Regions from separate parts of the Homo sapiens genome. Here region 2 is linked to region 1. Evidence: chromatin loops called from intact Hi-C (ENCODE). Cell type or tissue: dorsolateral prefrontal cortex. All regions are shown on one strand. Links, peaks and the distances in the headings refer to the core of each region. The heading gives the core; the rest is flanking DNA. Region 1 overlaps TJP2 (tight junction protein 2). Region 2 has its middle 70 kb from the start of ENTREP1.

Region 1 (2,915 bases), core at 215-2,714:
CTTTGGGTATTACGTAGCCAACCCCTGGGAGCCTGTTAAAAATACAGAATCTCAAGCCCTAACTTGGACCTACTGATAAAAATATGCATTCTAACTAGAGCCCCTATGTGATTAATATGCACATTAACGTTTGAGAAGCACCTCCCATCAGGGAGGTGACGGGGAAAATAATGTTTGAGAAGCACCTGTCTAGCAGTACTCTCCAACAGAAGTTTCTACCATGGTGACGATGTTCTATAGCTGTGCTGTCCAACACAGTAACCACTAGCCACATGTGGCTACTGAACATGTGAAATGTGGCTACTGCAACTGAAGAATGCAATGTTTAATTTTAGTTAATTTAAATTTGTAAATAGCAATATTTACTATATAATTAACCATATCCCTAGCAGTCATTTAAGCCATTTCCTTTTTTTTGCTAGTATAACTAATGCTATGGCAGACACTGTGTGCATATAGCTCCCCCTCCATATTTTGTAGTTAACTATAGATCAAACGGCATTTTTAAGCCTCTTCATGTGTAATGACCTATAACTTTCAGCAATTTACAGTGCTGCAACCATGAGCAGAATGCCAGGTATTAAGAAAAAAATAGTACTTATTTTCAAAAACAGTGAAATTCATTTTTATACTTTAAGAATCCTTTTGGTGTCTCTAAAATTTTTCCTGGGAAGGAAAAATAAAAAGGCTGTGGGAGCGCAGAGGAAGACTGTGAATTCCTTATAGAGGCACATGACAAAACTTAGTAAATTGATACTTTGAAAATACTGATTTAACCAGCTGTCAGTAAGAGACACAATAATTTTATTTTAAACCGTTAATCTATGGACAAGACTAAAAATCTTACAATTTATGGTTTCAACTGCATAAGTATGTTACATATTTAAAATACCATAAACGTAATAACTGAATGTGTTCTTGCATGGTATACTTAGCACAATGACCAATGCCCACTGCACCTAATGGAAATCAACAGACAAAAAGAAACAATTGCTCCATCATACTGGAACATACTCCATCCAGGCAGGGGGCAGCAAAGACAAGAGACAGGGAGGGGAAAGGTGAGGTTTCCTGTATCAAATGTGGAGCCAAAGCCATGCAAAAATCAACAAGCCTTCCTAATTCTTTTGACTTAATAAAACACAGCAGATGAAATTCAAGCAAGTTATAAAAAAAAAAAAAAAGTTCAGGTGTTTGAAATAGCCTTGTTTCTAAACTTAGAAAAAGACCTCATTATTCTATCTTGTATGCCATTATCACATAAACTGAGTGAAACTGACAGTCTGCATCCTTAGTCCATTGGTGACACGGGAAACTTCAGGTATGGGCTGACGTTTTTTTTTTTAATTCTGAATTAAACGTTATTAAGCTCCTCTCAAAAAGTCCGTACTTGCCTAGAAACAAAAATTACTGGCAGAAATTATATGTGATTTCAAAGCATAAAAAGGCACCCAATTTTCCTTTTTGTAGAATTTGTAGCTATAGGAAATCATCAAAGGCCACTGCCTGGTAACAGATGTATTATCCACTAGGTGGTGCAGTCATGCAGAAATAAAAAGGGAGAGACTGCCGGTTCCCTACGAATTGAAAATTTCAAAACATAATTTAGATGAAATTAGAAATAGACTTTAAAAATTACAATAAAAGCCAGGCACGGTGGCTCATGCCTGTAATCCCAGCACTTTGGGAGGCCAAGGTGGGTGAATCGTCTGAGCTCAAGAGTTCAAGACCAGCCTGGGCAACATGGTGAAACCCTGTCTCTACTAAAAATACAAAAATTAGCCAGGTGTGGTGGCGCACGCCTGTAGTGCCAGCTACTCAGGAGATTGAGGTGAGAGGACAGCTTGAGCCCAGGAGGCTCAAGTGAGCTGAGACTGTGCCACTGGACACTAGCCTGGGTGACAGAGTGAGACCACATCTCAAAAAAAAAAAAAAAAAAAGTGAGAGAGAAGGAAGAAAGGAAGACCCTGGCACTGATCACACCTGCAGTGATGGCTCTCTCAGAGTCACTGAGGCCAAGGGAACCATCCAAGGACTTAGCACCAATCAAGATCCCCTTGTCACTGTGAGGAATGAATAAAGCAACCCATAATGTCTACACCAGGTCCCAAAGCCACTGCTGCAGCACGCTACTGAGGAGTAGGTAAGAAACTGGCATTAGGGTATGCAACAGAAATGTTTACTAAACATTCTGAGAAACGGATGTACACACCAGAATAAGAACATATTGAAGGAAGAAACTGCACTATCAAGAAATGTTTATCTGAAGGAGAGCAACAAACCACCACCAAAAACTGTCTAGCGAAAGAAAATCCAAGCAAGAACTTCTACAGCATTTGCCAAGATGAATTAGGCTTTTGCTTCCTCTTGGGGCCTGGAGACCAAGAGACAGACAATGTCAAACACACCAAGCTTTCTCCGACTGCTCCAGTTTATAAGTAGTTCAAGTTCCTGGTACGCACTAGCCAGCTGTATGATCTCTAGGTTCTCTAAGCATCCAGTGAATAACACTCACCTCACAGGGTTCTTGGTGAGGATCAAGTGAGAATTTAACATGAAAGTTTTTTTTTTCTTTTTTTGATACAAGTTCTTGCTATGTTGCCCATGCTGGTCTTAAACTTCTGGGCTGGAGCAATCCTCCTGCCTCAGTCTCCCAAGCAGCTGGAATTACAGGCATGTGCCACCATGCCCAGCTTTATGTAGAGGTTGCTATAAACTGTAAAGTACCACTCAAATGAGGGGTGTTTCTAATATTAATATAAGCCCCACTGTAGCAACGGCAATCAACAGTGGTATAAGCTTAATATAAGATTTAAAACATACGGCTGGGCATGGTGGCTCACGCCTGTAATCCCAGCACTTTGGGAGACAGAGGCAGGTGGATCACCTGAGGTTAGGAGTTCGAGACCAGCCTG
Region 2 (2,915 bases), core at 191-2,690, 200 kb before region 1:
AGTTTTCAAAGTGTTGGGATTATGGGCATGAGCTATTGCACCCTGCCTGAGTCCTCTTTCTGACTCTTGGACTCTTAGTCCAGTTTTAGCAAGAATTCTGCTGAGTCAGTTTAGCAAAAATCTCCTATCCTTGGTATCTGATCACATTCCTCATTCCCTACCCTGATAGCTTATCACCCTGGCCTGCCTTCAGCAAGAATCCTAGTGACTTGGTGTATCAAGAATTGCCCCAGCCCTCACGTTTCCTCTTAGTACTTTTCTATCTACTGACCCCAACATTGCTCCTTGGCTGTATAAATCTCCACTTGTCCTGCTATGTTTGGGGTTGAGTCTGACCTTTCTCCCCTATTGCAGAACCCCACTGCGGTGGCTCCTGCTTGAATAAGTCTTCCTTACCATCTTTTTTTTTTTTTTTTTGAGATGGAGTCTCGCTCTATTCGCTCTATCGCCCAGGCTGGAGTGCAGTGGCACAATCTTGGCTCACTGCAACCTCCACCTCCTGAGTTCAAGCAATTCTCCTGTCTCAGCCTCCCAAGTAGCTGGGATTACAGGCACCCATGATCACACCCGGCTAATTTCTGTATCTTTAGTAGAGACGGGGTTTCACCATGTTGACCAGGCTGGTCTCAAACTCCTGACCTCAGGTGATCCACCTGCCTCGGCCTCCCAAAGTGCTGGAATTACAGGTGTGAGCCATGGTGCTCGGCCCGTTACCATCTTTAACAATAGTCAGGAATAACTTTTCATCAAGAATTCCCAGGATGGTGAACCATCTGCCACGTGAGCCTGTTTGATAATCAGGGATGAGGGAGCCTTCACGCCAGCCTCTGAGAAACCAGGCGTGTACCTGTTGGTCTCAAAGTCACCCTCTCTTGGCTCCTCCTCCTTGCTGGAGCCTTGGCACGGTTCAGCAGCCAAGAGGAAAATGGCTTTGCATTTGTAATTTGTGATTTGTGTGTCCCCTCTTCCTGCTCTGCATTCTACCCTCAGCCCCTGGCCCACAGCCTGGTACCCTGGAGCTCCATAAATACCTGTTGAGTGAATGAGAGGATGAAGGCTTCTGCAGAGAGAGAGTGGAAGAAAAGTGGCGTCTTTTGACTTCGGACTTGGCTTTCCTTGCAGAGGCCTCAGGGAGGAACAACACGGAAACAAAGATGGCCTTGTCCTGGGCCCTTCCCTCCCTGCCCCACTGTCCTCCTCTGCATCCTACAGCAGCCTGGGGGGAGGTGGAAATGGGCCCCTTTGTTCTGCTTCCAGAATTCCACTCCCACTGGGTGGAGGCCTGGCTGCAGCCCCCTCCTTCCTCTGCCAGTTCTTCCTAATCCTGAGCGACTCGCCAAAGCCTTGGATCTTCACACCGTGGGTCTCGCTGTGAGGACGGGCCTAAGCTCACAGGTAGCCTCAGAGACAGATACGGGTGCAGAGGGAAGAGGGGGTCCCCACCTGTTACCTCCCAGTCCTCTTCATCAGTGTCCCCAGGACCTATCACACAGGACAAATGAAACTGGGAGACGCCGTCTAGAGTGGGAACCCAGGTGAACACTAATCCAGTGTGGGCTGCAGACCTGTTTTTCCCTGGTCCCTGACATGAGTAAATTCAGAAAATGAGGGTAAGTGCTTTGAGATGTTAACATGATAGAGTACTTTACTTTTATGACTATTGAATCAAATAACTTTTCAAGGGTTTTAATGGATTATCAGACCATGGAAAGATACAGGAAACTTGAATGCATATTACTAAGTGAAAGAAGTCAGTCTGAAAAGGCTGTATAGTATCTGATTCCAACTGTGTGACATTCTGGAGAAAGCAAAACTATGGAGACTGTCAAAGGACCAGTGGTTGTCAGGAGTTAGGGGAGAGAGGCATGACTGGGTAGAGCACAGAGGATTTTAGGGCAGTGGAACTACTCTGTATACTACTACAGTGGTGGATACAGGTCATCATGCATTGTTCAAATTCATGGAATGGACGACACCAAAGGTTAACTCCAGCCAGAAGTGCTGGTCTCTTACCCCTGCCCCATTCTTAGCACTGGGCCTCAGTTTCCTTTCCTGCAAATTGAGGGGGTAGCATGATCTGACCTACCCAATTAGACAGTTCAGCAAATGTCTGGTTCTTTTGACAAATACAGGCAGCGTCTGGAAATTAGGGGCCATAGACTCCTCCTCCAAACCTCACCATCAAGATGCTCCAATGAAAGCAGGTCTTGGGCAATTCTGCCAGCCAGCCATGCTCATTGGCAAGGCTGCACAAAACAGTTTGTAAGCTTGGGGAAGTCCTAGCTGTCCTCAGATTCTCAGATACGTAGCTTGCTTGAAAGGTTGGGGTTCTGAAGGAGCAGCTTGAATCTCAGTCCATCCTGTGACAATCTCACAAAGTGGGGACCAGATTCTGATGCCTCATTGGGACAGAGGCAACAATGACTATGCAGTGCTCCTAGCTGGCCACATGTTGTGAACATTATTTACTTCACCAGTGAAAACTTATTTCAAACATCCCTTATGCTAATTAATCAACCCTCTGGTATAATTTTGATAACCACATTTGAAATGCTTTGTTAAAACCACTGGACTATGGATTCCTAAGGAACTCCAAAGGCGAAACAGCTGCCCTCGCTATATATGTTCAGTTAACCTATGAGCATGTGTATCATTATTAATGCTTAAGTATTTAAAAGTATATTACTACCCAGATGAACTAGGAAGGAGATAAATCACATGACTTCTGAGTTCCCTCCCATGCTAAATATATGTAAACTATTGTTATATATATATATGTTTCTGTGTTTTTTTTTTTTACTTTAATACTCCTTAAAGTCAGGGAAGGAAGGCAGAAATAGGTTTTCAGATTTCGCCATTTCTGAAGTTGCAGGGACAATTCCATGAAGCTAAGACAGGCCCCCCCTTGCTCCTGG

Evidence for each region. Hi-C counts contacts between places; a loop is a spot of excess contacts. Peaks named below come from ENCODE experiments on the same cell type or tissue, not always from the same donor. Only the 100,000 strongest peaks of a DNase experiment are listed, where the experiment ranks them.
Region 2: a loop joins it to region 1, with 2.1 times the contacts of the local background. A loop is called at or near these places in 1 of 110 quality-filtered maps.

Annotation. Positions count from the first base shown.
Region 1 is chr9:69,191,946-69,194,860 of GRCh38, reverse strand. The region is part of intron 1 of TJP2 (tight junction protein 2); the gene reads right to left. Among named protein-coding and RNA genes, the nearest start is that of TJP2, 19 kb to the right of the region's middle. In dorsolateral prefrontal cortex, for the core only: CTCF peaks have their summits at 1,313 and 1,514 (motif pointing right); no DNase peak of the experiment used is centred there; H3K4me3 peaks cover 533 bases; H3K27ac peaks cover 2,350 bases.
Region 2 is chr9:69,394,149-69,397,063 of GRCh38, reverse strand. No RefSeq gene overlaps it. Among named protein-coding and RNA genes, the nearest start is that of ENTREP1, 70 kb to the right of the region's middle. In dorsolateral prefrontal cortex, for the core only: no CTCF peak of the experiment used is centred there; a DNase peak (open chromatin) is centred at 1,196; H3K27ac peaks cover 353 bases.